Linked DNA regions of Homo sapiens: region 1 is linked to region 2. Evidence: chromatin contacts called from ENCODE Hi-C or POLR2A ChIA-PET data. All regions are on one chromosome and are shown on one strand. Each heading gives the region's core, a stretch centred on a gene start or an enhancer-like site at or near the end of the contact. The rest is flanking DNA. Distances are from core to core; before and after follow the strand shown. Region 1 overlaps H6PD (hexose-6-phosphate dehydrogenase/glucose 1-dehydrogenase). Region 2 has its middle 44 kb from the start of LINC02606.

What was found. A loop is a pair of places that touch in the nucleus more often than their neighbours do. ChIA-PET counts read pairs that join two places held with the same protein, here RNA polymerase II (POLR2A). Pooled maps may share reads with other maps.
Region 1: a loop to region 2 is called in a pooled map, with 4 times the contacts of the local background. The contact joins two enhancer-like sites. A Hi-C loop is called at or near these places in 10 of 168 maps with a recorded cell type or tissue (HL-60/S4, KBM-7, aorta and 7 more) and 1 of 50 pooled maps. POLR2A ChIA-PET finds 5 or more read pairs at or near these places in 7 of 52 experiments (CD4-positive, alpha-beta T cell, MCF 10A, OCI-LY7 and 4 more).

The regions. Positions count from the first base shown.
Region 1 is chr1:9,265,948-9,271,134 of GRCh38, forward strand. It overlaps H6PD (hexose-6-phosphate dehydrogenase/glucose 1-dehydrogenase), which reads left to right. Exons shown (of 5, transcript NM_004285.4): 5 at 1-5,187. Among named protein-coding and RNA genes, the nearest start is that of SPSB1, 24 kb to the right of the region's middle. Within about 2 kb of position 1,309, at least 4 of the 41 ENCODE cell types and tissues checked have a DNase peak (open chromatin) inside an H3K27ac peak, as active enhancers do.
Region 2 is chr1:9,470,738-9,475,524 of GRCh38, forward strand. No RefSeq gene overlaps it. Among named protein-coding and RNA genes, the nearest start is that of LINC02606, 44 kb to the left of the region's middle. RefSeq lists an enhancer at 2,575-3,126. Within about 2 kb of position 2,439, at least 4 of the 41 ENCODE cell types and tissues checked have a DNase peak (open chromatin) inside an H3K27ac peak, as active enhancers do.

The DNA.
Region 1 (5,187 bases), core at 59-2,558, 210 kb before region 2:
GTGCAGATAATCAGGACATTCCAGAGATCCCCAATTTAAGAGGGTCATTTCCATCTCAGGGGACTCCCGGATGGGTGTTTCCGCTCTCAATAGCCCCTCTTGTTTTACCAGGAAAGATCCAGTTAAATCACCCACTGAGGTGACAGCTCATTAGCGGGGAGAGAGATGGAGCATCGAGTGACACTGGGCCATCCAGGCGGCTCTGCTCCCACCAGACAGGAGCTAGGCCTCACTGGCAGGGGGGCTGCCCACAGCCTTTTCAGGGGCTCGCTTGGCGGGTGACGGGGCCGCAGCCAGGCCTTCTCTCCCTGCCCCTTGGTGACCCCGTGGCTTCCTGTCTGCTGGCCTCTCCTGCTACTTATCACTTCACCACGAACTCTCTGCCTGAGACTGGGGAAGTAAGCGGGTATCTTCTCAGTGAGCATAGGTTGGGGACTGTGATCTTGAGAAGCCATGGGCCAGCAATACCTGCTTTTCTGAAGCCCCCAAGGAGGGCTCTGACATTCTTTTTAAAAACACCACAAAGCAAAATTCCCAGGACATGTGTAGTTTTGTTTGTTCAGTATCCCACAACTTAAGGCTGGGAGATGGAACTCTTGGTTAAGGTCGATTTTTCTGTCTGGCTTCTCCGCACCTTCCACTTGCTCTCTGGATCAGGCAGATATAAACTTTCTAGCGCATTTTGAGAGAGGGCTTTCTTGGGTGAGGGAGCATGGCAAAGTCGGTTTCTCTCTGGACTGTTTACACTTCAAGGCGGTGGATTTAGAGGAATCCTGGCTTTCATTTTCAATGCCAGTCTGAGACATGTTCCCAAGCCGGGGCTCTTGTTCACACCACTTACTCTGGCCACCAACAACAACCCAGGCCAGACAGAGCATCTCTTTTTTTTTTTTTTGAGACAGAGTCTCTGTCGCCCAGGCTGGAGCCCAGTGGCGAGATCTTGGCTCACTACAACCTCCACCTCCCGGGTTCAGGCAATTCTCGTGCCTAAGCCTCCCGAGTAGCTGCGACTACAGGCGCCGGCCAGCATGCCTGTCTAATTTTTGTATTTTAGTAGAGACAGGGTTTCACCATGTTGCCCAGGCTGGTCTCGAACTCCTGAGCTCAGGCAGTCTACCCACCTCAGCCTCCCAAAGTGCTGGGATTACAGGCGTGAGCCACCGCGCCCAGCCAGAACATCTGTTTTTACACCCAGAGAGCGCCCCTCGTTAGGACAGAACCACGGTGCCCAGAGCCAGGAAGCCGCCCTCCTGGCGCCCAGCATCTGAGCTTCTACACGTGATGGGCGGGCTCAGGAGAGGACAGGGAGTCGTGGTGGAAGTTCCACAGCTGGCCGCGTGGGGGGGCCCTTGCACCGCACTGCCGCCTCCTGACTGCCCCTATCCCCGCAGCCCCTGTGCCGGATTTCATTTCCCTCCTCTCTCCCAGGGTACCTGGCCCCAGCACTCTCCCATCTGTTCTTCAGGAACCGACTCCTCTCCAGTTGCAACACCAGGGAGAAAGGGGCCTCCACATGCCCAAGTACCCCTGCAGGATGAAGGGCAGGCCGGCCCTTGATGTGCCATTTCTGAATAATAGTCACTGCCGCCGAGTCTAGGATGTCCTGTTCTAACTCAGCCCTGCCTCGGATGCACCACCGATCTGTGCAGAGTGGGTGTGGGAGTGTGGGTGAGGGTCGAAATGCCAAAGGTCTACTTTCCAGAATCAAGTGCCTTCTGCAAATCATGTTGGAAAAGTCCAAACCTGGAGATGTCCCTGTGCCTCCGCCCCTACCCACCCCTTTTCCTTCAGCTGTGTTAGGAAGGAGAAGTTTTCAGAACCCTCTAGGCTGGTGGCTTTCAAACTTCAGACCATGATCTGCAGCAAGAAACGTGCCTTCCATCATAAATCAGTCCATTTGTTTACAACTGTGTTCCAAGCAGGTTTCATAAAGAAATTCTTAACCTTAGAACCTCGGATATCCTCTATGTTTTAGTTTTCATTTTTTTAAAATGCTTCTTAAAATTCACTAAATTGGGCTAGGTGTGGCTCATGCCTGTAATCCCAGCACTATGGGAGGCTGAGGTGAGAGGATCACTTGAGCCCAGAAGGTTGAAACCAGCCTGGGCAACATAGTGAGACCCCATCTCTACAAAAAGTTTTAAAACCAGGTATGGTGGTGCCCTCCTGTGGTCCCAGCTACTCGGGAGTCTGAGGTGGGAGGATCACCTGAGCCCAGGAGACTGAGGCTGCAGTAAGGTGTGATTGCACTATTGCTCTCTAGCCTGGAAAACAGAGTGAGACCCTATCTCAAAAAAAAAAAAAAAAAAAAAGGAAAGAGTGATGACAACAGCCCAGGGAGCAGCCCCGCTCAGAACCCAAGTCCCAAGTTCCAGCACTGTGTTCCCAGGCAGGCTGTTTGCCTCTTCCTGGTCTGGAAGCCCTTGGGTCCTATGGTGGCGGCAGCTCCCACAGTCCAGGTTCCCTGGTGGGGACCAATGATTCCATCCGCATGGAAGCCCACGTGTGCACTTAGGGGCCCATAAATGGCAGAAGGGCCCCTCCTTTGGGAGACCTTGTCAGTCAGCATCTCTAGGGCAACCGTGATTGCCATTTGTAGAGGGGAAGGAATCAAGGGACTTTAAGCTAGATCAAAATCTGGGGACAAATTCTCCTGCTAACTGCAAGTTAAAATAGGCCCTTCTTACTGAATTTCCCTGTTTGTTTCTCTGCAGACAATGCTTTAGCCCTACTCTTGGGCCCCCAAGTTAGCAGAGTAATCAAAGCTTCCTACCGTTTGGCCTACTATTCCAGACTAGTCCCTCGAGGGGTTCCCTTCCAAAATATGCAGGGCTCAGGCTCCCAATTCCGGGCCTGTCTGCTTTGCTTGTGTTTCTCCTGTCCCTGTTCTCCCGGAGGGCCCAGGTGGAACTCACGACAGGGAGGGAGACGCTTCCCAAAAACCTGCAGGGCTATTTCCCAGAATTTGGTTTTCAAGTACAAAACTTTTTGTCCTGTAAGATATATGCAGCCTCACAGAAGCAGCCTCTGCCTCCACTTTACCAGCTACGTTTTTATCTTAAGCACATGGGGCTCCCTTAGAACTTACTCCACTGATTTAAAAAAAAAAAACTGCCTGGCAGCATCTCAGTGTCAGAGTGAGCACGGCACAGGAAAGGCCCGTGGTGACGAGGGTGAGGTGGCCACAGTGACCGGACGACAAATGAGACTCTGCAAATGAGACTCCAGAGGGTGAAGATCTGCGGTCTCCAGACATCATAGGCCATGTGACCCACTAGGGGCCGCTTACCCCTGGCCGTCCGCTGGCTGAACTGAACGCATTCCCTCTCTCCGCAACTCTCCCGTGAGGCTGCACCCGTGTGGGTAGCACTGGAAGCGGCACTGTTTGCATTGTACATAGGAAGGAAGGAAGTTCTTCCAGCCTCACCAGCACCTGGCAGCGAGTCAGAGCCTGTGAGGGCATCCGAAGCAGTGATGCAGTGTCAACCTCCCAGCTGGTGCCACTCTGCCCTCGGGGGCTCCAAGCATTGTAACTCAGTCATGGGAGCTGCCTCTTTGGAAGTGCAGATTTATTCCTGTAATAATCCTGCCTGCTTTTACCTCTCGTCCACTGACCAGCAAGTGTGAGTCCCGGTGTCAGTCGGCACAGTCCAGTGTCCATCTGCATTTGCTCATGCAGAGGGGGTGAGTTGGGCACTCCCTGTTGTTGGTTTTCCTTTTGCAGCACACTGGGCAGTCTCCCTATAAAACAAAAACCCCACCTTCTGTGCCTTCTGCTTTAGAGCAGAGCTCCCCCTCCCATTTCCTCAGTCTTCCCTGCAAAATCTGTCCACCGGGGAAGGCAGCAGGAACCCTGGGCAGCGGGTGTTCTGGGAAGGCTAGTGACAGCAGATGTCATCCAGGAACAGCCACACACGGTTCTCCAGGCCGCCGTCAGCAGCTCAAGGTGGGGTATGAGTGAGAAGCTGAGGATCTCGCAGCTTGTTGCTGAGCAAGGTGCAACCGGGCTCATGCTGTCATCAGCACAAGACGGGATGGCAAGGGCTTTCAGACGCATTTCCAAGAGTCCAGCAAGCCAGGGGGAAGATGATCCCTTTGCCGAAGTGTACCCTCTAGCCAACTTTTGGGAGCGCTTCTGTTTGCAAAGCGCTGGGGATGTGCCTGTCTCTGTGTGACCCACGAACGGGAAGGGAGAGCACTGGAGTAATGACACTTCTGCTGCTGCTTTGATTCTCAAGGCTGATCTTTAAAACCCTCGCCTTGCTGACAGGTGCTTTAAAGGCAGTCTGCATCTTTTCTTCCCTTGGTGTGGGAGAGGTAAACACTTTGATTTGCTGAAAGCTGTATGGAGTATATTTGAACAGCTAGTAGTTAGCTTTGAAAGTGGAAGTGTGAACAGACACTACTTGTGTCGCTTTGGGTCCTTCACTTTACCCCCACAGAAGTCTAGAGGCGTCTGTTATAAAGCGTTACGGGGCGCCTGCATGCAGGAGGAAGGACCTGTATTAGCTGGAAATCATCAGGAACCCAGCTTGCCTCCATCTCTCTGAGATGTGCTGGGTACAGCCTGCCCCTCCTAGTTCTGTCCACCGGGAAGAGCCGGCTGGCGGCAGATCCCCAGGGGCAGAGCCCCTGCTGGATCCTGGGAGCTCATCTTTACCTGTGCCGGAGTGGGAACTGTGATTCCAGCCGGGCAGGTCAGAGTGGAGCAGTGCTAAGAGGCTGTTGCAGGAGAACTAGACGGGCGGGGCCTGCTGCATCTGGATCATGTTTCTGTGCTCTGCCCCGCGCTAGGGACTCAGGGTCTGGGCTTCTGCCAGGTGAGGAGCAGAGAGACTGTTCCCTTGGGTGGAGAGGTGTGGGCATGAGAGCCACCCATTGCCAAGCAGCAAGAATGTTCGTGCTTTTTTCCAGAGAGGGGAACCCCACTGGTTTTTGTGGAAACAATGGAAACTTACAGATGCCTGCCTGGGATGATGAGGCACATTCAGAACAAATGCTTTTTTTTTTTTGAGACAGAGTCTCGCTCTGACGCCCAGGCTGGAGTGCAGTGGCGCGATCTCGGCTCACTGCAAACTTTGCCTCCCAGGTTCAAGTGATTCTCCTACCTCAGCCTCCCGAGTAGCTGGGATTACACCACCATGCCCAGCAAATTTTTGTGTTTTTAGTAGAGACGGAGTTTCACCA
Region 2 (4,787 bases), core at 1,189-3,688:
CTCAACCCGCCTCAAGCTTGTTAGTGATGCGGCACTACTCTCCATCCTCCAAACTGACGCCAGGCGGATACAAACCCCAGTTACACGGTACATGGGAAAATGATGCTGGGCCCTTTAAAATAATTAAGACCATGGCCTGCGGGCACAGGGAAAGTGCCTTCAGGCCGGGCGCAGTGGCTTGGCTTGTAATCCCAGCACTTAGGGAGGCTGAGGCAGGCGGATCACCTGAGATCAGGAGTTCAAGACCAGCCTGGCCAACACAGTGAAACCCCATCTCTACTAAAAATACAAAAATTAGCTGGGTGTGGAGGCAGGCACCTGTAATCCCAGCTACTTCGGAGGCTGAAGCAGGAGAATCGCTTGAACCCAGGAGGCAGAAGTTGCTGTGAGCCAAGATCGTGCCACTGCCCTCCAGCCTGGGCAGCTGAGCAAGACTCCATCTCAAATAAATAAATAAATAAGAATGTGCCTTCTACTTCCTTTATTCTCTCCTCCCCGGAGCTGGAGGTGAGGAGGGCAACTCAAGCCTAAAAATCCCACTGGCTTCAACCCAGGAGAGAACAGAGTGTATGATTCCATTTATATAAAGCACAAAAACAAGCAAAAGTAGCCAGTGAGGAGATGGGATGATCTGTGCAGCAAACGAACACGACACACGCTTACCTATGTAACAAACCTATACATCCTGCACATGTATCCCAGAACTTAAAAGTTACAAAAGAAACAGAAAACAAATAAACTAACAAGCAACCAGTGCTATGAGAAGTTAGAATGGCACTCACTTTGGGGGTACAGTGACAAGGACTGGGGAGTAAGGAGGACTCCTGGGGGTTGGCTGTGTGCCTACCCTTGATCTGGGCGTGTTCTGTTTGCAAAAATTGCAGTTTGTGAAGGGTATATGCTTATGGTTTGTACACTTTGTACATGGATATCAAACTTCAATAAGAAGTTTTTAAAATCTGTGGGCTCTAACCACAACGCAAAAATAAAATATTAGCACCGAGGTCTTGTGAGACTCTTCTGCTGTGTTAAAAGCGCTCCGTCGTAGGACCACGGGAAAACGAGCAATGTCCTTGCAAGAGAAGCCGGGATTTGATTTTTGGGTCACTGTTTTCCCAGGTGGTTGCAGGGCAGGGGGACGGTTGACTCATTTTCCCTGCTCCCCCCACCCCGCCCTCATCCCCACCATTTGGGGCTGGATGGGGGCCAAGGGCCGGGAGATTTGGGCTGTTGCCTTGGTGATGCTTAAATATTGGCTTCAAGTTGTGATGGTAAAATAAATACGCAAGAGGCTTGGGGAGCTCCAACCGGTCCTGCCCGCTGTTCCCAGGTCGCCATTCAAAACCACAAAGGTGGCTCAAGTACTGTGAAGCCTGGAACTCTCACCTGGGTGGACAGGGGACAGGTTAGGAGCAGGTTGTGTCCTGGATGCTCAGGGATCCAGGCTCGCTGCAGACGTCCACTCTGAATAGACGCTCCTGAAATTCTAGCTCAGTTTTCTGGAAATGTAGCGGCCAGGAATGCAAATCCTGAGCATGGGGAAGTTTGCTCAACCTGTAAAGGCTGGATGGGCACAGAGGGAGTTCGAGAGCTACAATTCTGCTGTCAGGAGACGTGCTTGCCTTCAGAAGGCAAGGGCAAAGAAAACAGAGCTGTGTCTAGAGGCCAGGAGCCAGGCCACATTCAGCCCCTAACCTGCCCCCTGTCCCCTGTCCCCCCCGCCAGGTGAGAGTTCCAGGCTTCACAATACTTAAGCCACTTTCGCAGCTTTGAATGGGAATCTGGGAACAGCCGGCAGGACTGGTTGGAGCTCCCCAAGCCTCTTGCTTATTTATTTTACCATCACAACTTGAAGCCAACAAGTAAGCATCACCAAGGCTTAAAAGATGCCTCAGGCCCATCCTGGAACCAGGAAGCAGAGGAGGTGAGATTCCCAACAGAGCCCGAGAAGACGAGGACCCCGGTGCAGGAAGCAGAGCAGAGCTTTGCCCAAGATAAACTCTCAGTTGTGGTCCTGCCTCTCTTGCCAAGATGCCGTTTGACTTGGAGGTGTATAGCAAGTTCTTAACTCCTCCGGGCCTCAGTTTCCCCATCTGCAAATCATTCTTTTTATAGACGAAGGCAGGAGAGAATAGGACTCCAGCCCTGGGAACACACCCTCCCAGGCGTATCCCAGCGCTCCCTGGCCAGGCAGCTGTGGCAGATGTGCAGAACATCTTTTCGGGTTTACAACTCGGCTGCCCTCAGGGAAGTGGAAACTGTTGGCCTCACCCATTCCCAAAGCATCCAAATCATAAACCGCCACTAAAGTCTTGGCTCAGAAGGTCTGATTGTCCTGCTGTGTGTGCAGGGGAGGGGAGAACACACAACACTGGGCAGGGGTGGGGTGGGGACAGCTCCCTCCGGGCCAAGTTGAAGCACTAGGCAGAGCTGGGAGGGGCCCTGAGTGTTTGACAACCAGCATGAGGTCACAGCCATCCTCCTCCTGGGGTGTGATGTGTCAGCAGGCAGCGATTGGCCTGTGGGCCATGATTCACAGCGGCAAGCATCCCTATTGAAGGCCTCGGCCCTCGGCCCTGCAGCTGCCCTTCACAGCAGACTCCTCACTTTCCCTCCGCCTCCGTCCTTCAAGGGCTCCAGCCTCAGCCGCCAGCCAGCAGGGAAGGGTGACACCCAGCAGCGGCAGGAGCTGGGGGCCCCTGGATACCCCGGGATGGTCCCCTCCAGGGCCACAGGCTGCTGCTCTGAAAAGTGACAGATCTATCCTGACGGTCCCTCTTCCTGTGTCCACACCTCCTACCTCCCACCCCTGCAGGAGGCAGCACAAGGATCCTAGTGGTTCTTTATTGAGCACCTACTATGTGCTGTGTATCAAAGGCTTTGGGTGATAACTGTCCTTTGAGAGGGTGTGTTCATTTCCTGGGGCGGCCATTTCAAGTCATCATAAACTGTGTGGCTTAAAAGAGCAGAAATGAGTTCTTTCACAGCTCAGGAGTCGAGAAGTCCAAAATCAAGATATCAGTGGGCCACAATCCCTCTGAAGCCTTTAAGAAAGAATCCTTCCTGGCCTCTTCCAGCTTCTGGGGGCTCCAGGCGTTCCCCGGCTGGTGGCCACATCACCCCACTCTCTGTCTCTGTCTTCCCACAGCCGTCTCCCCTCTGTGAATGCCTCCATGTCTCCTCTTCTTATAAGCACACCAGCTGTTGGATATAGGGCCCACCCTACATCCAGGATGATGTCATATCAGAATCCTTAATTAATTACCTCTGCAAAGACCCTATTTCCAAATAAGGTCAAATTCTGAGGGTCTGGGTGGACATGAATCATGGGGGCCCACTACAGAGGGGCAGTATCAGTGCCCCCTTCGTACACATGAGAAAACTGGGGACCAGTGATGTGAAGTGCTTTGCACGGAGTCCCTCAGCTGGGAAGTGGTAGAGTCAGGATTTGAACCCAAGTCACCTGGCCCAGGACCCACCACTATACTGTCTTTGCCAGAACCTGACCTCTTCGAGAATTCCTGTCCTGCAACATCCAAGCAGCGGGGAAACAGGTGGGAAATCCTCGGCCTTCAAGAGCAAAACCTAGTCCTGGCCAGGAGCGGTGGCTCACGCCTGTAATCCCAGCACTTTGGAAGGCTGAGGTGGGAGGATCACTTGAGCCCAAGAGTTCAAGACCAGTCTGGGCAACATAGCAAGACCCCTGTCTCTACAAAAAATCAAAAATTAGCCAAGTCTGATGCTGCACACCTGTGGTCCCAGCTACTCGGGAAGCTGAGGCAAGAGAATCACTTGAGCCCAGAAGGTTGAGGCTGCAGTGAGCGGTGATCATGCCACCTCACTCAGCTTAGTTGACAGAGTGAGACCTTGTCTAAAAAACAAACAAACAAACAAACAAAAATGTGGTTCCATACCCCAGTTATTCTCTAACTTCAACTTGTGGGAAAATCCCTGAAAGGAGCTTGCAAAATCACCTTGAGATTCTGACCTATTCAGTGGGTGATAGTGGGCGCAGGCAGACTAGACCCCCAGGCCGGACCTCAGCCTGTCTCCAGCTCAAAGAAGGAGCAGAGACTGGGCTCGGTGGGTCACGTCTGTAATCCCAGCACTTGGCAAGGCTGAGAAAGGTGGATCACCTGAGGTCAGGAGTTCAAGACCAGCCTGACCAACATGGAGAAACCCAGTCTCTACTAAAAATACAAAACTTAGCTAGGTGTGGTGGTGCACGCCTGTAGTCCCAGCTACTGGGGAGGCAGAGGCAGGAGAATCACTTGAACCTGGGAGGCAGAGGTTGCAGTGAGCTGAGATTCTGCCACTGCACTCCAGCCTGGGTGACACAGTGAGACTCTGTCTCAAAGAAAATAAAAATCAGAGAGGAGCAGAGAGCACAGTTCAGCCCAAGGGACCGGTCCCCATGTCCACGCCAGACAAGCATAGTGCCAGCCTGCTGGGGACCAGAAGTCGTCATCCCACCACGGCCGGCTTGCATTGAGCAACCCAAGGAAGAGGGTTTGGATGGAAACTCCGGTTCCTGAAGGAGCCAGTGCAGGCTCGCTCTGGGAGAGCCCCAAGGCAGCTCTGGGCTCTGCCCAAATCCCAGCATGGAGGATTCGCTCAGAAAGTGAGCCAAAACCCTCTTTCCTCTTTACAATTCCAGTGTGAATGGCTCCTCCCCAAGCCCAGCCCTTTCTCGTGGTGGCGTCACCAAGCATCCCCCGCGCCAAGCAATGATGGAAATTCGCTGCTCCAAGTCTTCCCGGCCCGCTGGAGCTGCAGCTTGGACCCTA